2 separate regions of the Homo sapiens genome follow, and region 1 is linked to region 2. A link is a loop called in an ENCODE intact Hi-C map of the cell type or tissue named here. Cell type or tissue: HCT116. All regions are shown on one strand. Links, peaks and the distances in the headings refer to the core of each region. The heading gives the core; the rest is flanking DNA. Region 1 overlaps ALK (ALK receptor tyrosine kinase). Region 2 has its middle 75 kb from the start of YPEL5.

The links. Hi-C counts contacts between places; a loop is a spot of excess contacts. Peaks named below come from ENCODE experiments on the same cell type or tissue, not always from the same donor. Only the 100,000 strongest peaks of a DNase experiment are listed, where the experiment ranks them.
Region 1: it touches region 2 in a loop (2.8-fold over the local background); 5 of 110 quality-filtered maps call a loop at or near these places.

Annotation. Positions count from the first base shown.
Region 1 is chr2:29,835,437-29,846,097 of GRCh38, reverse strand. The region is part of intron 1 of ALK (ALK receptor tyrosine kinase); the gene reads left to right. Among named protein-coding and RNA genes, the nearest start is that of ALK, 81 kb to the left of the region's middle. In HCT116, for the core only: a CTCF peak has its summit at 4,513 (motif pointing right); a DNase peak (open chromatin) is centred at 4,526; H3K27me3 peaks cover 3,705 bases.
Region 2 is chr2:30,066,494-30,077,154 of GRCh38, reverse strand. No RefSeq gene overlaps it. Among named protein-coding and RNA genes, the nearest start is that of YPEL5, 75 kb to the left of the region's middle. In HCT116, for the core only: a CTCF peak has its summit at 4,693 (motif pointing right); a DNase peak (open chromatin) is centred at 4,704; H3K27me3 peaks cover 907 bases.

The DNA.
Region 1 (10,661 bases), core at 1,401-9,400, 230 kb after region 2:
TCACAGAACATCACACTCCCAAGCCCAAAACCAGATTTCTTTTTTATAACCATGGGCCAGATGTATGGGCCACACTATAGCACTATATGATATAGACCAGACCACTGGAAAAGGCTTCCTTCATGAGGCAGGATTTAGTATGAACCTTGGATGGGAAATAAAGTTGTGCATTGTGCTACAGAGAACCCTGGCATGAACTGGAGCACAGACACTTTTTAAGAGTGCTGTGGAGAGTCACAGTTCCCAGAATCTGTCTTGGAGCACCAGCACCCAAGAGGTGCTCCTCAACCAAAGGTTTCTGGGAGTCTTCCAAAAGTTTGGGGAAATGGTAAACTAGATTTTATTCTCCAAGGTTAAAAAATGTGTCCGGGCACAGTGGCTCACACCTGTCATCCTAGTACTTTTGGAGGCTGAGGCAGGTGGATCACCTGAGGTCAGGAGTTTGAAACCAGCCTGGCCAACATGGTGAAATCCTGTCTCTACTAAAAATACAAAATTGGCCGGTCATGATGGCACATGCCCGTACTCCCAGCTACTTGGGAGGCTGAGGCAGGAGAATCGCTTGAACCTGGGGGGTGGAGGTTGCAGTGAGCTGAGATAGTGCCATTGCACTCCAGCATGGGTGACACGAGCAAAACTCTGTCTCAAAAAAAAAAATGTCGTTAAAGGTTGAGGAAGCCTTGCAGCAAAGACACCTGTCTCACCTTTTGTAATCCAACATGTCCCAAGCTTACTTAACCGTGAAACCTTATTTATTTACAGAGTCCCTATTAACATCCCCCAGAATTAAAGTGCCAGGGAACACCCTTTGGGAATCACTGTTGAAGAAGAAGCCAGGGTTTGTGTGAGCCTGAGGGATCAGTAGCATCTGTGATTCAGCACTTGTGCCCGTGATAATTCATGGTGATGATCCCCTCCAGTGACTCAAATCATTGAGTGTCAACTGTGCCTATGTTAGCCCTGATCCACTTGCTTTATTTTCATTTTGCTAGCAGGACAAGGGAGTGCCTGGAGACAGGAAATGAGTAAACTCACATCCATAACCCCCTGGGACTGGGCTGAGACTGGGTTGGTTATGAAAATGCTCTTGGGCCTTAGACGACAGCCCCGGAACCCCCAGTGATAAGCTTCTCAAAGAGTTGAGGTCCACAGCCTGTGAGGAGCCTTTCTGTAGGATGAGCAGTGTGTGTACTGTGTGTGTGTGCCTCTGTGTGTGTGTGTGTGTGTGTGTGTGTGTGCAGGGGGGTTATCAGGGTGAAGGTGATTGCATTCTCAGCTCATCTCTGCTGCTAGCAACATCAAACACATACTTTTAAACTTTTGGCTCTAATTTCCCTGCTGATGACAGTAAACCTTAGTTTGTCAGTCACTTGGATGGATCTGGGTTGGTTTTCGGCTCATGAATCGTAGAAATGGAAGTGACGTAGTAAGAAATCATCCAGTCTCCAGTCTCCTCCCCTAAGAACCAGGACAATGGTTCTAACCTTCAGAAGATTGTGAACTCCTTTGGGAATCTAATAACAGCTATGGACCTAACCCCAGAGAAAAAGCACAAATGGAGATTCAAGTAACATTTCACCTACTATATCAGAGGTTTACAGGCCTTTTTATGTCCTTGGTACCCCTTATGTGTGATATGGTTAATAACTGTTCCTTGAATACCTATTTAAATCCTGTTGTTCATTGTCTCACCTTGCTCTTAGGATAAGGTAAAATATTCCCTAAAATGGCACACGAGGTACATGATCTGCACCTGCTCCCCACTGGCCCCGGGGGGCACTGCTCATTCTCTCTGCCCCCATCTGCTGCTGGTCTAGCCACGCAACAGCACCTCTGAGAGTTCTTGCTCTTACCCACCCCTGCTTTCCACAAGGCATATGCATGCGTTGTTTTCTTTCCCTAAAATGTCTTTTTTCCTTTGTTGTCCAGACAACTCCTTCTTATCCTTCAGATAGCAGTTCCGGGGTGACTTCCTCAAGGAAATTTCCTTCACCTCCTTTTCCAGAACTTATACAACAGATCATCCATTCTATGCCCTTTACCAAGTCCTATATGTCAGATTATCCATCCTGTATTCTCATAGCACTGTAGACGTTTCTTTCAAAAGCGTATGTCACAGTTGAAATTTACCTCTGTTTTTGAGATTAATTAATTAAGGCCTGGCTTCCCCCACTAGACAGCAAGTTTCATGAGGGCAGGTGCTGGATCTTTGGTGCCTAATAATGTGCTCAGCATACAGTAAGTGCTCAGTAGTAACTTCGCGTAGGGTGAGAGTATGATCATTGATTATGAATGCTCCCTATATATCAAAGCAACCCATTCCATGGTCCCAGAGATTTTGTTCTGTTAACTTCTGGTTTTGAAAAGTGACAATTTTTTGCTTGCATCCATTTTACTGACAAATTATGGGAGGTTTTGTCCTTTAAGTAAATCAATGACCACTTTGGTCTTTGCAAAGCTGTTGGCCAGGGTTCTACAATAGAAATCCCCTTCAATGAATTCAGCGTCAGGCAGAACTTGGACATCACTCTGCCCACCCTCAGGCTGCAGGAGTATATGATAACCATATCCATCAGCAGCCATCCATATGATCACATTTACATTTCTGTCCTTTCATAATTCCTGCCATCATTCCTGCCTCCCTTTCTTCTTTTCTTCCTCCTTCCTTCTTTTCTTCCAGCAGTTGCACAGGTACCCTCGCAACCTAAGTAGAGAATGTGACACACACGCACACCATACACACACACCACACACACAACTCTTGGAGGAAATTTTATGTGTATATGTGTGCCCCGTATGTGGGAGTAGGTGTAAAGTAGGGCAAAATTTCACTACCAATAATTCTGATTCATAGTTGAAATTGACTCTGCATGGTAGTGGGGCACCGAGACCCCTTCTAGCTGGTGGGTCTTTTCCCCTCATCCCCATTGATATTCCCCTCCTCTCCATGAACACAACCTAATATTGGTATTACTGAAGTCTCAAGCCCCAATATTTTTCTTACCCAATCACCCTTACCTGCTCACTCTGCCCCTGCCATTTGGTCCAGCTGCGTTCTGGGGACTTCATACAGTGGGGAGAACCTCACCTCACAAGGATGAGAAGCTGTGGGCATTCCCTGTTCTCATTTCCTCTGTCCTTTATGCTAGAGCATTTGCTCCAACCTCCACTTCCTTTCAGTATCCTGCCACAGAAACATCCGAGGAAGATGGGAAGCCTATAGTTTCCCACCTGCAACTCATTTCCCCACCTGCAAGAGAGGAATGTTGGTGGAACCAGGTGCTGGAATGGATGTTTGCGCAGCCCCAGGAGCTCAGTACACACTACTGTTGTTAGGTCTACACAGTCCAATGCAGGCACATGACAAAGCTGCTCTGATAGAAATGAGCCCTGCCTGCTCAGTCCTTTCTTACTATCCTCCATCTCCATGTGGTCCAGTCCCAGCCTGTGGTCCATGCTATGGGTCCTGGAGGTAATCAGCTGTCACTAAATTGAGAACTGTCCAGAGTCTTCACTGCCCCTTAACCATAACTAACCTGGGAACTTGAGTGTTTATCCTTGGAGAGTGAAGTGGTAACTGTGTGGGGTAGTTGGTGAGAAAGTTCATTGTCAAGTGGGAAGAAGAACAGACATGTGGGATATAGCTGTGTGCCCTGGTAAAGCCTGAGAATGATGGTCAGTACAGCCCAAGAACACCCCCAGATTCAGATTCTTCGTCCAGTTCTTGCTTTTTCTGAAGTGTGACGGTGGGGCTTTTCTTGTATTCCTTCCAATAAATCCCTTGTTACTTGAAGTCACTCAAACAAATATCTGTTCGTTGCAACCATGAGAATCTAGCCAGAACCTCTCCTCGGGTCTTTCATAGATATAATATATATTTTTTCTTTTTTAGGATGGTCATAGATGTATCTGCCATATTTAACCTATCACACTACAGGCTTCTTAAGGCAGGCTCTCCTTCAAAGTCAACTTTCTAGCTTCTGATGAAAATTGGTTTGAAAAAAGAGAAGGAGGGAAGGAAGGAGGGGGGAGGATGGAGAAAAAGAGGGAGGGAGAGAAGGAAGGAGAGGAAGAAGGTAGAAAAGAGGAGTGAAGAGGAGGATGGAGGAAGGAAAGGAGAAGGGAACGTTAGTTTTCAGGAGGGACCTGCATAGCCTATACGTCATTACACTGTGTACCATGGCTGGGGTAAGAGTGGAGGATGAGGTAGGTCAAAGGCATAAGGGTCAAGGAACAGTTATTGGCTAAGTTTTCCATGAAGAAGGGTCAGATAAGGCCTTGATTCAGAACAGAGAGTTTTGTTTTTGGATAAACTAGTTTCGATGGGTATTTTTGGAAGATGAAGAAATGGAAGTTTATTTCATTGTCAATTCTGCCCGTTTCAATTTGGCAAACAGATTTCTTCACTCCCCTTTGTGTTTCAGACAGCACTAAGGCTCTTGTTCATTGTAACTCCCCAGGACTCACGGAGCGCAGCCCCCAGCAGAGGCTGCCTGCTATTACCCAGAAGGCCAATAGAGGGCTCCCAAGAACACTGAGCAAAATTTGGTGGAAGACATCAAGATGTTCAACTGTAATGGCAGTACTGGTTATTATCCTTCTCTAACATACAAACTGATAAGACTGTATTCATATGATAAAGGTGCAAATGGAAGAGCACCTGCCATGAATGCAATAGAAGCAGTTGCTGCATTAAGGAAACTTGGATTAGATTAGCTTTAAGTTTCTTTCTGAACACAAGCCAGTGTCTTGACCGGAAGTATCTCTTCTAGAATTAGCTGATGATAGAGCTTTATAAAACACTTGCATGTTGGATATGTTCAAGACTTGATTCTGTTCACTATGTTATCTTGGAAAAAATTGCTTAATATCTCTAGGCATTATTTTGTCTTTTTTTTAAATGATGGGGGTAATGTTAGGGTAGTGGGAGTTTGGCTTTTTAAGACCTTTTAAGGTAAAATCTTCTGTTACTATAACTGATAGAAACCACATTCAGAAAAATCTGGCCGAATATGATTTATTCAAAGGGAGAAGAGTTAATCCTATCCCCTAACACAAGGCTAACAAAATGATTCTTAGAGTAATACTTGGAGCGGTGACTGCAGTGTTTGATGGCCATTGAGTTAAGACAGTATAGTGAGGGTGAAAAGATAACAGTAGCCGTATCTAAAAGACTTAGATTGAAATCTTGACTTTATTTAATAGCAAATCACTTCACCAAGTCTCAGTTTTCTTAAATCTGTAAAATTGGGATAATCCAAATTGCCTTGTCTACTCCAAAGTGTGAAGGTCAGATAAGATAATGCAATAGAAGTATTTTGCATACTACAATGTGCCATGTAAATGTTCAGTTATTAATAGATGCAATAACTTAATGTTTCAAATTTTAGTGACACAGTATGTGTGAAAGTCTGAAATTCTTTCTTTCCCGAATTCAAGATCTCATATAGCCATACTGCAGCCATAGTTTTTCTTTGTAATCTTTCAACAGAAAACACATTTGAAAAGAGACATAGAAAGATTTCTGAGATGCAAAGGGAAAGGAATTAGATTCATAGATTTTAGAACAGAAAGGAATTCAAGAAACTAAGCAAAACCAGATGATTTATAGACAATATTGAGAATATGTTTGAATTACTAACTGTTACTAGACTGAAGTGGGAACTGAGCTTTGTCTTTATCCATTTATTCTTTCATTTCAGTTGCTTGAAGTTCTAGGAATCCACATTTTGGAACTGTGGAAAGAACTAGAGTCTTGCAGTGGGATTATCTATCTCTTTATCTCTCCAAGCATTTGTAGGACATGTACCTATTTGCCAGATACCACGTTAAATGCAGGAGGCAATACAAAGATGTACAAGATATTGCCCCTTCCCTCAAGGCACACTGAATACTCTGCCTGTCACATAGTAAGTGACTTAAAAGAAAGAGATAGATTTCTGGGTTTGTTTTTGTTTGTTTTAGGATATATGAGACATATATGTCAAGGAGGCGGTATAACGTAGCAGTTAAGAATAAAAGCTATAGATTTAGACAGCTTTGCACTGTAATCTCAGATTTGCTAAGTAGACTAGCTTTGTCTTGAGCAAATAATTTGGCTTCTCTAAACCTGAGTTTCCTCCTCTATGAATTGTGTTAATGCTGCCTACCTTGGAGCATGACTGTAAGGATTAAATGAGCTGATGTGTGTAAAGTGCTCAGCACTATGAGTAGTGTGTAGTAAACTCACAATTATTATTATATCATTATCATTATTACAGAGCGACACAACACCAAGTCATAATATATCTCACAGAAGAGACACCAAGAGCCACAGAAATCCAGAGAAGGGAGCACTCAGCAAAGGCTTTGTGGGGAATGACCCTGGACCATTTAAGGATAAGAGAATTTTCTATTGGCAGAGATAAAGAAAAGGTCATTCCAGAGAACGCAGAAGAAGGGACACAAACAAAGGAGGGAAGCAAGAGAGAATGTGCCAAGGGCTGGGAATGGCGAGACAACCATTTTGTCATGAACAAAAAGCTTGTGTTGTGATCACTTAATGTATTCATCCTGACTCTGAAATTTCCATAAAGATACCTTGCCATGTCTCCCTGTGTAGAAAATTGCCGCAATTATCCTAATGCTTTGCTGGTCTGAATTGGAAGGCAGTTATGTGAAATCTTGAAGATGATGAGATTTGTTTCCTGGAATTCTCAGCCACTCATTCTTCTACCAGTTTTCTCTCTCACTGGGTCCTCCCCTCTGCCAGTCATCCGGCATCTCTAGGTACTTAAAAAAACTTACTCATCTTTCTTATTATATAAATAATATTTGTTTATTGAAGGGAGATTAGAACACGCAAGAAAATCTATCTCCTGTGACCCCCATGGAATTTGACCCAGCCATCTCCTCAAAAACACATTCTTAGAAAAGAAACAGATAAACTAATTTGCACTAAGGTGGAAATGGTTTTCAATGGGACCAATTTAAGAGCCCTTTGCAGACTACCAGGCCTAGAACTTCAGAATATATAAATAATTATCAGTGTAACTTTAGGCATCAGAAAGCATATAGGGAAGTCATTTTGGGTGGTAAAAGTGATGCCAGTATCTACTTAAAACATTAAAGTATATTATACATAAGCTGTTGGGTTGTGCCTTTTAAATAACTTTTAAACATTTTTATTCAAAAATAATTTAAATAATTTATATACCATGAAAACACTTATCTTTTGTGTCCAGTAGGATGAGTTTTGACAACTGCATGCACCTGCATAACCCTCTTCCCTATTGAGATATATAATATTTCTATCATCACAGAAAGGTTCCTCATGCCCCTTGCCAGTAATCTCCTCTACAGAGGCAAACACTGTTATTCATTTTTCACCCACAGGTTCCTTTTGTCTGTTCTAGAACTTCATATATGTGAAATGGCACAGATGTACTTTTGCATGTCTGGCTTCTTCCACTTATCATAATATCTGAAAGATACATACACATTGTTGACTCGATCAGTGGTTTGTTCCTTTTTATTTATAGTATTCTATTGTATGGTTATTCCATTAGTTTGTGCATTCTCCTGTTGATGGACATCTGGATTATTTCCAGTTTGTAGCTATTATGAATAGAGTTGCTATAAACATTTTTATACAAATCTTTTATCTTTCTATCATTAGTTTTTAACAATTTGATTATGATGTGCCCTGGTAGAGCCATCATTGTATTTATCATGTGTGGGTTTCATTGAGCTTCTTAGATCTGTAGATTTGTATTTTTCATCAAATTTGGGGAAAATAATCAACACTATTTTCAAAAATAATTTTTCTGACCCAACTTTTTGTCTCACTTTTATTTAGGCCAATTACATGTATGCTACACTGCTTAATATTTTTCCATAGATCACTGTGGCTCTGCTCCTTTTTTTCCTTTTTAACATTTTTCTACTCTTTAGTTTTGATAGTTCCTATGACTGCTCTTCAAGTTCACTAATCTTTTCTTCTGCAGTGTCCTCTGTTGTTAAGCCCATCCAGTGAACTTTTCATTTTAGATATTGTATTTCTCTGTTCTAGAATTGCAGATGGATTCTTTTTAAAATTTTTTTGCTTACCATTTCTCCATTGTAATTGTTTCTTTGTTTCTTTATTAAATTCATATTTTCCCTTAAATATATGAACAACTTACAATACCTATTTTAAAGTCATTTAAATGAATGCTAATCAATTCTTCTCTATCAGTTCTGATTTGTTTCTATTGACTGGCTTTTCTTCTGGAAATGAGTCACATTTTCTTTCTTCTTTGCCTATCTGGTAATTTTTGATTGTATGCTAGACATTATTGGTGTTACATTATTGACTGCCTTGGTTGTATTGTCTTCCTTAATAAATAGTTGAATTTTGTTCTGGCAGGCAATTTACTTGTGAATCAGTTTAGTCCTTTTGAAGCTTGCTTTTAAGCTTTTAAAGAGATGATCTAAAGTAGTCTTTAACCTAGGGCTAGTTTAGGTCTACTCCTAAGCATGGACTTTCTGGGGCTTCTATGAATTTATCGAGGATTCTCCACAGTCTTGTGCCATCTCCAGTAGATTGGGGTACAGTATCTTGCAGTTATGGGAGCAATTATCTTTGGTAATTTTTCTTTCTCTAGTAGATATTTTCCTGGCTCTGTGAAGTCTTATACTGCACATGTGCAGCACAGTATTCAGCCAAAGACTCAAGGGAATACCTATGCACATATGTAGATCTCATTGTTTGCACTGCTCCCTTCTTTCTGGTGCCATATCCTACAAATTCCAGGCACCTCAGTAGCTCCAAATCCCAATATCTCTTCCCTGGCCTCAGCAAGACCATGTTTTGGCCTTCTTTTGTGATGTCACTCTCCAACAAGTGCCTCCAGATAGAAAATGAGGTCAATTCCATGCCTTACCTTATCTGTTTCCCTACAGAAAATTATCTGTATAATTCCGGATAGGCTAAGTTATACTGTGAAACATACAACTCTCAAAATATCAGTGGTTTAAAACAACAGAGGACAACTTCTAGTTCATAATACCTCTCTATCAAAAGTTGAGGGGGATGTCTGTGTTCACAGTGGGATCAGGGATTACAGTCCTTTACTGCCTGCTGTCCAGTGTTTGAAAGCAGTTATTTAATATGAATATTTTTTAGTTTCAAAAATGTTTGCACTAGGACACATAGCTCTGTACCAGTTATTTTATCTTGACCAAAGTGAAAGAACACATAAAGTAATGCTGTCAGTTCATTTTGCATATGGAGGAACTGTAGCATTGACCATGGATTACCTAAGAGCTCCATATTAAGCTGGAATAACAGTGACATTTTTCAGCTCCTGGTTTCTCCAACCAACCATGTAATCTCTAGTAGAAAGTAAATAGATTTTGGAGCTAAATTGATATTCATGAAAACCAAAGCATGTTTCACAAGGAGGTAACAGATTAGGGGTCTAAGCTCTGATTTGCTGCAGTAGCCATTAGTGAAGTTCTTCCTTATTCTGGCTTAAGGTGATATTACACTTACTTATACTTAGCAGGACAAACTCTCTTCTAGTTGGATGGGGCCACAAAATTAGCTCTGGCTAGGGAGTTGTGAGCAGAAGTGGTATATGTCAGTTCTGAGTGAACACTTATTGCTGACACGAGCATTCCAATCTCTATTTTTTTCATGGTGACTAGCAGTGTTCAAAATGGTGACTCGGTCAGCCTGGGTCTCTAAGTGACTAATGTTAGCAGAGAGCCCCTCTCTACTTTCAATGGCCGGGTAGTATGAGCAAGAGGTAGTTCTCTATTATGTCCAACCACTGCAATTTTTGAGGTTTGTATATTTTCATAATGTAATTTAGCCTAACCTGAGTGATACAGATAACTTTGATAAAATTTGCTATTTTGATTGTCTAGGTTGGTTCCCCAGAAGCAGACCCTGAAGTGAGAATTAGTATACAAGGGACTTATTAAAAGAAGTGCTCCCTGGGAACATTGCTAAGGAAGTGCAGGAAGCAGGATGGGGAAGGGAAGAAGCTGAGTTATGGAATGATCTCAGGCAAAACCCCCTCATTTGTCATGCTGCAGCATGATCTACAGGGGAGCTATGGAATGGAAGTTGTGCCTCGGTGATGTCTCAACTCAAGGCAAGTGAGTTGGACTATATTAGTCCATTTTCACACTGCCGATAAAGACATACCCAAGACTGGGTGATTTGTAAAGAAAAAGAGGTTTAATGGACTCACAGTTCCGCATGGCTGGGGAGGCCTCACAATCATGGCGGAAGGTGAGGCTTGTCTTACATGGAGGCAGACAAGTAAGAACGAGAGCCAGGCAAAGGGGGTTTCCCCCTATAAAACCATCAGATCTTGTGAGACTTATTGACTACCATGAGAACAATATGGGGGATACCACCCACATGATTCAATTGTGTCCCATCAGGTCCCTCCCATAACTCATGGGAATTATGCGAGCTACCATTCAAGATGAGATTTGAGTGGGGACACAGGCAAACCATATCATGGACTTTCTTATATCCACATACAGTCTGGGTTGGGGAAGGGAGAGTGGTGAATGGGGAATCTGTAGAAGGAGATACACGAACATCTGGATGAAGCACCAGCATGGTATACTACTGTGATCCCAGGGGAGAAAGAAAACACTCCATAACTTCATTTTCAGTTCTG
Region 2 (10,661 bases), core at 1,323-9,322:
TGAGGGGTCTTTTGCCACATTTTTCTCTTCTTGGATCTGCATGTAGGAGGGATGCCTGATATCCTTCATGTCCCCTTTTCCACGTTTAAATTGTAAGTTTCCCTTTATGTTTCCATTTATGATAGAGTCCCTTGCAGGCAGTTGGAACCCTCTTGGCATGGGTGGTGCTGGGAGAGCCAGGGTAGGCATTGGTGTGGGGAAAACTGTGCTTCTCTTTGCCTTGGGTGTCTTCTGGAGCCCTTGCCTGGTTTTTGATTCAACAAGAGACATTGTGCTTGAAGAATTGGAAAGATAATTTGGGGCACTGGATGATACCTTCCTCCAAACACCATCCACTTTTGCCTCAGCCACTTGGCTGTGCTAGCAAAGATTTAATCCATTTTGAGATGCAGTTGGTTTGACACTGGTTTTGATCTCTCTCTGTAAGGGCTGTCCCTGTCACTCCCTGCTAGCTCCTACTGGAAGACCTGGGGATACCTAACAGGGTCCTGTGCTCCAGTTTGTCTCTCTCTAGCCCTTAATACTACCAAAAGCTTTCTTAGCCTCTCAGCATCTTTGTTGCCATTTTCTTCCGAACTTCCCATATTCTCAGCTGGCCGCTTTTAGCAACACCTTGGGAGGAAAAAGCATTTAAGAGTTTCGCTCACATCTCTATACTTCCCTTCTCTTTGAGGTCCAGGTTCAATGTTGCACTGTTTTGGTAGCTTTCTGATGTTCGAAAACATCTTTTAAAACAAGAAATATGTTCTCCTTTTTTTAAAAAGAGATGTTCTTAATCGAAACTTGGTCTTGTGCAGGCCATAGTTTGAAGCAGAACCTATGCAGCTTTTGAAAACAATGATTATGTTTTTATTTCTAGAATTTCTTTTCAGATCATTTCAAAATATTCTTAATCCCTTTTTATAGGTTGGAACATAATTTCCATTTCCTATTTCATTAAATGTGTGCACATGGTTTATCAAGATAAAATTATTATAACCTAAAATGCACAAATCTTAATGGCACAGTGTGATGAATTTTGACAATCATATACACCTATGAAACCACTATCTAGTCAATGTATAGAATAGTGCTGTAATCCCAACAACTTCCCCATATATCTTTTCAATTAATTTTCCTCATCTCCCTTAAATGTTCTGGTTTTTGTTACCCATAGATTAATTTTGTCAGTTTTTGTTTGTTTGTTTGTTTGTTTGTTTGTTTTGAGATGGAGTCTCGTTTTGTTGCCCAGGCTGGAGTGCAGTGGCGCGATCTCGGCTCACTACAACCTCCACCTCCCGGGTTCAAGTGATTCTCCTGCCTCAGCCTCCTGCATAGCTGGGATTACAGGAGCACGCCACCACACCTGGCTAATTTTTGTATTTTTAGTAGAGATGGGGTTTCTCCATGTTGTCCAGGCTGGTCTTGAACTCCTGACGTCAAGTAATCCCCCACCTCAGCCTCCCAAAGTGCTGGGATTACAGGCATGAGCCACCATGCCTGGCCTGTTTTGTTTGCTTTTGAACTTTATATAAATAGAATCATACGGTATGTGTGTGGCTTTTGTATCTACCGTCTTCTGCTCAACATAGCGTTTTTGAGATCCGTCCACATTGTAGTTATTCCTATAATTTATTTCCTATCACTGAGTAGTATTTCACTGAATGAGTATGCCACACTTTGTTTATCCATTCTCCTATGGATGAACATTTGGGCTATTTCTAGGTTTTCGCCATTATAAATAAAGTTGCTATAGACATTATTGGACAGGTCTTTTTGTGGACATATGGCCTCTTCTATTTTTACTTAGTTATCTTCTGTATCTGATCATTTTAATACCTGAGTCATTTGGGATGTTACTCTTTGCTTTCTTGTTCATCTTTTCGTGGTGTTTGTTTCCTCGTGGTTTTGGCAGTTTTTGATTTGATGATATTTTGCTGACTGGGAATCCTGAGAATTCGCAGCAATTTCACATTTGCATCTTCCAGGTACCCAGGGTGATTCTGAGTGAGAAGCACTTGAGATTAATTTTTCTTTGGGGTTCCTTATGTAGAAGCAGTATATTTTCAAACCCCTTCTATGGGAAGGAAGGCTTGTGCTTATAAATTTCCAGGAAGCTTTTTTTTTTTTTTTGAGAGAGGGTCTCACTCTGATGCCCAGGCTGGAGTGCAGTGGTGCAAACACAGCTTACTGAAGCTTTGTCCTCCTGGGCTCAAGCATTCCTCCCATTTTTGTAGAGATGGGTGTCTCACCATGTTGCCCAGGCTGGCCTCGAACTCCTGGGCTCGAGCAATCTGCCCTCCTCTGCCTCCCAAACTACTGGGATTACAGGTGTGAGCACCACGCCTGGCTTTATTTATTTATTAATTTTTTTAACCACAACCTGTAGCCTGAGACAGACAAGTTTCCCAGTCAGCCTCTACATTGACACTTCCTCACAGTCACCACTCTTCAGGGCGTAACTCCTCAGAGATCGTGGATTCAGGTAGAGGTCTCACGTCCCATCCTCCACCTTGGGTCTCTCAGTGCCTTGGATCTTTCATGAGACTGTTAACGTCGGGCTTCCAGGCTCTGGGCAGAAGACCCTAGATGTTAAAGTAGGGTAACCTGAGGTTCTCTCATTGGTCTCCTTTTAGGTCCTTCTTCATTTTCATGTCACCAGATTATCCCCTCCCTCTGAACCGAGGTGCCTGTGTTTTAGAAATGCCAGGGAAATGCTTACTGGGGCTGGCAAACAGGAGCATTTGTGGGCTCTGGAGCACCCAGTGCTGGCTGCCTGGCACTGCCAGTCCACTAAGTGGCCTTGAGCAAGTGGCCTGGCCTCCAGGAGCCCCAATTTCCTCACCTGTAAAGTACAGATAATCCTTCCCCACTCCCCGTGGGATTGTGATGAGCACCAAATATGTCTGTGCACGGAGCTTAGCACACGGTAGGCACACATCGGAGGGCTAGTATGAGCTATCAGCCCTCCTCCGCAGCTTGTGGTCAGGTCTGGCAAGCTGTTGATCTTAGCATATGTTAGCAAACTGGTGCCAACAAACATTTTATGCAATGTAGTTTAAAAGAAAACTTGTAATGACTACCAGAAGAAAAAGTAAGTCAACAGGACAAGTCAGTCCAAGACTGAGACACCCGCAGGGAGGGCTGTCTGTCTCTCGGTTTCCCTCTTCACTTTCAGAACTTGTGGATTTCTCTTACTTTCTTCTGAGCCAAGCTATGCATTAAAAAAAAAAAGGTTGTCTATCTTGTACTTTTAGATATTTATAGCACAAGTTCCTCTCCCTCACCACCCACCCTGGCAATATCTGGCCACCTTTTTGCCAGAAGTACAGTCCTCAAAATACTTTTCCCCAAGCTCTGCTCTGTCTTCTGCAGAGGGTATATCTCTGCTTCAGGCTTTCCACTTTCCGCATTCCTATTTTTGGAGTGAGCAGCAAGTCTGCTTACTCAGCATAAAATCCTGTATCGTCACAGGTTTTTTGGATAGTGTTTTAGCATTTACTTCTTTCCCCCTGTCTTTGATCAGAAGTGGCAGAGCTCTTTGCTGGTTTGCTACCTGGTGTCACCAACATCTAGTTTTTTGTCAAGTTTTCTCCTTCGGCCTACTTCCCACCTCCCCTGCCTCAGTGGGCGTGAGTGAGTTCTGAGATGCTTCTCCTTCACTGCCAAGCTCACGGTTGCCGGTTGGCCTGTGTGCTGACTTCTGCAGAAATATGCACCACCCAAGGGCTAGAGAGGGACTTGGCTAATCCCTGCCTGCTCTGTCGACTTGGCCCAAATGGCAGTTACTCCCCATCAACTGGGCTTCAGGGTTTTGGTTGTTTCGTAGTTTCCCTGAAGGTGGATTTTCTTCTCTGTTTTCCATTATTTTTGGAAAGGAGATTTGTGTAGAAAGGCTTTTGCACTGCCATCTTAGCAGAGGTGGTCTGTTCCAGGTGTGAGTACTCCCTGAGCTGCCGTGGCCAGCCTGGAGGCTGGGTCTTATTTTATATTTGGGGCTCCCGATCTGGGACTCTAGATACCCACCCCCATATCTAAGACATCCTGAGACCTGGATTTGTTAATAAATATCTTAAGGCCAGGTGCAGTCGTGCCTATAATCCCAGCACTTTGGGAGGCCAAGACAGGAGGATCCCTTGAGTCCAGGGCTTCAAGACCAGCCTGGGCCCATCTCTACAAAAAGACTAAAATAATTAGTTGGGCATGGTGGCATACGCTTGTAGTCCCAGCTACTTGGGAGGCTGAGGCTGGAGGATTGATTGAGCCCAGGAGACGGCAGCTGCAGTGGACTGTGATTGCACCACTGCACTCTAGCCTGGGCAACAGAGTGAGACCCTGTCTCAAAAATAAAATAATGAAAAAGAGACATACGTTAACCTCTCTGTATCTTAGTCTTCTTTTCATAAAATGGGACTTTGAGGACTTGTGCTACTGGCCATATGAGGTTGTCTTGAGCATCAACTGAGGTAATAAATATGAAAGTACTTTAGAGACAGTCAACCTCTCTCTTTTTTCAGGTCTCATCATGGGAAGAGCGAGCCAGTTCTGTTTCACAGGGTTTGGCTATTTCTCCCATGGTCACCTTACTCCATTCTGCAGCCTAGCTTGCCCTCCTGACCTGGGAAGCCCAAACGCTGCCCTGGCTGTGTGATACCAAGGAGTCCATCCCTCTTCAGTGCCCTGAATACAAAACGGTTGTGGAGAGCCTGGAGTGATCTCAATCACCACTGGGTGTCGCTCTTGGACTCAAAATTGTGTGGTACCTCCAGCTCTGTAGATTTCCTTTCCTCAGCCTTGCTTCTCGGCAGTGAGCGTGGACAGTCTCAATTTCCAGTATGTGTCCCCTGCCTTCTTTTTTTGTTTTTGTTTTTTTGAGAAAGAGTCTCGCGGTGTAACCCAGGTTGAAGTGCAGTGGTGCGATCTTGGCTCACTGCAACCTCCACCTCGCGGGTTCAAGTGATTCTCCTACCTCAGCCTCCCTAGTAGCTGGGATTACAGGTGCCTGCCGCCATGCCCGGCTAATTTTTGTATTTTTAGTACAGATGGGGTTTTACCATGTTAGCCAGCTGGTCTCGAACTCTGACCTCAGGTGATCCGCCCGGCTCAGCCTCCCAAAGTGCTGGGATTACAGGCATGAGCCACCGCACCTGGCCTCCCTACATTCTTAAAATTCTTGGCAGCAACACTTGGAGTCATCAGACAGCATTCATTCAGGCCTTTGCTTTCAGGTGGAAGGTGCTTGTGCCATCCTAATTTATTTTAATTTTTGCCTAACCAACATATGACCAGAAAGGTATGTATCTATGGCCAAAATGTTCATAAGATGAATTTCAGGACTAAAAGTCAGCAAATTTTTAGAATCAGCACATTTGGGACTGGTTATGTCAAGTCCCCTTCCACCACTCTCCCCAAGATTTTGCTGCTAAAAAAATGTTTTAAAAGTGTTGCCTCGGGGTGACCTAGTTATTCTAACAGCAGCACGAGGAAGAGGGAAATTTCTGACTTTACTCCACCAAAGTCCTCCAGCTCCACAAAGCCAATGGCTGCTGCAGTTTAGCTTTTATCTTTCTGGAGCTCTCTAGGGGCATCAACTGTTGATTACTCTCCTGTTTTAAAAATTCTCCCTGAACTTTTGTTCACTATTTTCTCCTGATATATTTGCTAGTTCTCTGGTTCCCCCATATTCTTTCCCCTTAAATGTCATCATTTCCTATGCTGCTGTCCTTGGTCTCTGTTCTTCAACTCTGCACAATCTACTCACCCATTGGTTCCAAATCCACATCTTATATTCAGGCCTTTGTGCATTGCCATCTCTACTTGGGTGTCCTGAAGGACATTGTTTTAGAAAGCAGCTTTATTGAGGTATTTATATACAATAAAATTCATTCATTTTAGGTGTATAGTTTCACAAATTTTGGTGACTGTATAATATATAGTCACGTAACTGCCACCTCAATCAAGATATTGGTCTCAGAAAAATGCACTGTCTCTCACTCTGTAAAATTTCTTTTTCACATCTTGGCCTTGGCTTTCAGTGTTCTCGCACCTCAAAAAGCTTCCTCCTACTCCTTTGCAGTTGGTCCCCTCCCCCACCCCTAACCTAGTCCCTGACATGCACTGACGTCTGCTTTCTGTCGCTATGATGTTTTGCCTTTTCTAGAACTTTAGAAAAATGGAATCCCGTGGTGTATGGTCTTTGTGTTTGACTGCTTTCACTTGACCTAATCCCCACTACCGATGTGTGCAAAAACAATCTCATTTTTCATGCCAGGCTCTGCATGTGATGGCCCCTCCATTCACCCCGACATCAAAGCCAGAAAGCTAAGGTTCACCCTCCCAAGGCCCCTTCCTCTCACTGCCCCCCTCCAATTACACCCCATGCCATGAGTAATTAGTCAGGAAGTCCTAGCGCGTCTCTCTGTTCTGTATTTTTTTTTATTTTTTTGAGACGGAGTCTTGCTCTGTCACCCAGGTTGGAGAAGAAGTGGTGCGATCTCGGGTCATTGACACCTCTGCCTCCCAGGTTCAAGAGATTGTCTTGCCTCGGCCCCCTGAGCAGCTGGGATTACAGGCATGCACCACCACATCCGGCTAATTTTTGTATTTTTAGTAGAGATGGGGTTTCGCCATGTTGGCCAGGCTGATCTCAAACTCCTGGCCTCAAGTGATTCACCCGCCTTGGCCTCCCAAAGCGCTGGGATTACAGGCATGAGCCACTGCGCCCGGCCTATTCTATATTTTTCAGTCCACCTTTCTCTTTATTCTCAAGGTTGCTGACTTAAGTGAGATTCTCTTCATTTCTTGCCTCTCCTAACTGGTCTTCATGCCTCTAGTCAGGACTTTTTCAATCTGCCCTTCTGAAAACTGCCATTGTGACCTTCTAAAACACAAATCTGCCTGTAATCCCAGTCCTTTTGGAGGCCAAGGCAGGAAGGATGGCTTGAGGCTAGGAGTTTGAGGCCAGCCTGGGCAACAAAGCAAGACCCTGTCTCTACAAAACATTTTAAAAATTAGCCAGGTATAGTGGCTCACAAACTGTAGTCACAGCTACTTGGGAGGCAGAATCAGGAGAATCGTTTGAGCCCAGGACTTTGAGGCTGCAGTGAGCTATGATTGTGCCACTGCGCTCCAGCCTGGGCAACAGAGAATGACCCTGTCTCTAAAAACAAAGCTAATATCAAACAAACAAAACCCACAAATCTGCTCTTTACCACTCCCCTACTTCAGTGGTTCCCCATGGCTTCTCTGCTTAGCAAATGACACCCTTCATAATTTGATTTATTTCTGCCTAAATCTCTATATCTTATTTTCCAGAACTCTCTCAAATGCAGCCTATACTCAGCCATTACTTGTGCATCTTTTTCCAAGGGCCATGCTCACTCATGCTTCTGTGTGCATGCTGTTCCCTCAGCCTGGGAAACCCCTTTCCTCCTCCTTCCTCTAGCCAACTCCTACCTACTCCTTAAGAGTCAACCCACCTGACTCCTCCTGTGCAATACCTTCCCTCGCCAGTGCCCCAGACTGGGTTAGGTGCTCCTCCAAGGTGTTCCCTCCATCATAGCGTTGATCATCAGTCATTATCAATCTACTTACTTGTCGAGTTAGTCATCTGTCCCTCCCACTAGACTATAAGTTCTTTGAGGAGTTTGTGTCTTGCTCAACTTTGTTTCCTTGTTCCTAGCACAGGGTCAGGCACATTGGAGGCATCCAATGAATGCCCTCGGAATGACTGAGGGAGGATGGAGGGAGAGATCTGAAGCTTCTTGAGGAGGCAGGGGCGAGAGTCAGGAAGACCTGGTATGGAAAATAAATGCCCCATTCTATGGCCTCAATCATAGATACATCTACTACTGTGAAAGAGGAGAAGAGTTAGGTGGGAGTCCTGGCAGAGAATCCATGAAGGAGAATGAAGTGTGGGAAGGCAAGTTCAAACGCCTGGTGCCCTGGCTTTGGCAGTGAAAGTGTCTGATGAGGGAAGGAGGATAGTGTGAGGGAAAACCAAGAGGGAATGAGATCTTAAATGATGCCACACAACAAAATGAGAGAAGCACATATTCTTAGATTTTTTTTTTTTTTTGAGACAGGGTCTTGCTCTGTCATCTAGGCTTGAGCGCAGTGGCATGATCACAGCTCACTGCAGCCTCTACCTTTCAGGCTTAAGCAACCCTCCTACCTCAGTCCTTCTGGTAGCTGGGAGTATAGGCGTATGCCACCATGTCCAGCTAATTTTTAAATTTTTTGTAGAGACAGGGTCTCAGTTTGTTGCCTGGGTTGGTCTTGAACTCTTGGGCTCAAGGAATCCTCCTACCTTGGCCTCCCAAAGTGCTAGCATTACAGGTGTGAGCCACTGTACCTGGCCTCATTCCTAGATTTTTGTGTGAAACAAAGACTCCTGAGTCCCAGACAGTGTTGTTTTCACACCACACACTAGATGGGTCCCAATTGTTGTTTCTTACCATGAACAGGGTCCTGTAGTTTTCACAGCACTTTCCCAAGCACTGTCTTATGGTTTCTGCACATCAACCCAGGAAAGCAGACAAAGATGAGATGATGAATCCTGCCTAACCAATGAGGAATCAGAGGCTAAGAGATTCTAGCGCCTTACTCATGCCACAGGGCTGGACCTCTTCCTATGACAGCTTCTGTCTCTAAGGTGAGACCTTGGGCTGAGTTGCCAACGTCAGTTGTGTTTAAAAATGACATACCTGAGAAGGCTGTTGACTATTTGCTGACTCTACAATGAGACAATAGAGACCTGACAAAGGATGTCCAGAGGTGGAAAAAGCTACTGTAGGTTGGAGAGCAATCTCTGAGTGAATGAAATGTTGGAACCATTTAATGTTAGGTGAACAGGAGAACTGTGAATTCCCTAAAGTCTAATGTCTTCCAATTGCACAGCTGGGGCAGCTGGCCAAGGAGACTTTGGACTAGCTGGAGCTTTATGGGATGAAACATTTCCTGTGGTGGTACCTTTTCCTTTTTTTAATGAAACAGAAAAGAAATGATTCTCAGAGGAGAAAAGAGATTGTCATAAAAGGAGACATTTTTCTTTTCACTCTTTAGTAGATGTTGTTGTGTTAAATGCTGTTGAATCTTAATACCATACTATCAATCTTACCACAATATAAAATACGGAAATTTTTGTTTTGAATGGAAGATCAGCATTTTTCTTAGTCTATATAATCTAGAGGTTAAGAATACAGGTTAGTAAATCCTGGCTGCACCACTTACTAGCTGTAGGACCTTTTTTTTATTTTATAGAATTGCTTATGCATTCTATACCTTAGGTCTGCTTCTACCACATAGGCTTATTTAAGTATTAACTAATATAATCAACAGAAAGAATTTAACATATTGTTGATAATATTATAATAATGTAGTTTATGTTTGCATGTAGCTTGTTTTAACTTTTTTTTTTTTGAGACAGAATCTCACTCTACTGCCCAGCCTGGAGTGCGGTGGTATGATCTTGGCTCACTGTAGCCTTCACTTCCTGGGCTCAAGTAATCCTTCTGCCTCAGCTTCCCAAGTAGCTGGGACTATAGGTATGCACCACCACACCTGGCTAATTTTTTAATTTTTATTTTTGTAGAGATGAGGTATTTTTTACTATGTTGCCCAGGCTGGTCTCGAACTCCTGGCCTCAAGGGATCTTTCTGCCTTGGCCTCCCAAAGTGCTGGGATTATGGGCATGAGCCACCGTGCCTGGACCCATTTCATTCTTATAATAACCATATGAAATAGGCAGGGCAGGTATTATTATTGCATTTCAAAATTTTTTTAATTTTTATTTTTTGTGGGTACATGGTAGGTGTATATATTTATGTGGTACATGAGATATTTTGATACAGGCATGCAATGCATAATAATCACGTCAGGGTAAATAGGGCATCCATCAAGTTAAGTATTTATCCTTTGTGTTAAAAACAATTCATTTATACTCTTAGTTATTTTGAAATGTATAATTAAATTATTATTGACTATAGTCACCCTGGTTGTGCTATCAAATAGTAGTTCTTATTCATTCTTTCTATGTGTTTTTATACCCATTAACCATCCCACTTCCCCCACTAACCCTCAGTACACTCAGCCTCTGATAACCATCCTTTTACTCCCTATCTCCATGAGTTCAGTCATTGTAATTCCTTTTTCAAAGAATAGGATCTCGCTATGTTGCCCAGGCAGGTCTCAAACTCCTGAGCTCAAGCTGTCCTCCTGCCTCTGCCTCCCTAAGTGCTGAGATTATAGGCATGAGCCACTGTGTCTGGCAGAACTCCTTTTATATTCTGATTCTTAATCCTTGTCAAATGGGTAGTTTGCCAATATTTTCTCTTATTCTTTAGGTTGTCTCTTTACTTTGTTCTTTCCTTTGGAGTGCAGAAGCTTTTTAACTTGATGTGATCCCATTTGTCCATTTCTGCTTTGGTTGCCTATTCTTATGGGGTATTACTCAAGAAATCTTGGCCCACTCCAATGTCCTGGAGCATCTCCTCAATGTTGTCTTTCAGTAGTCTCATAGTTTGAGGTCTTAGATTTAAGTATTTAATCTATTTTGATTTGGATTTTGTATATGGCAAGAGATAGAGGTCTGGTTTCCTTCTGCTGCTATGGATATCTAGTTTTCCCAGCACCATTTATTGAAGAGACTGTCTTTTTCTCAATATATGTTATTGGCACCTTTT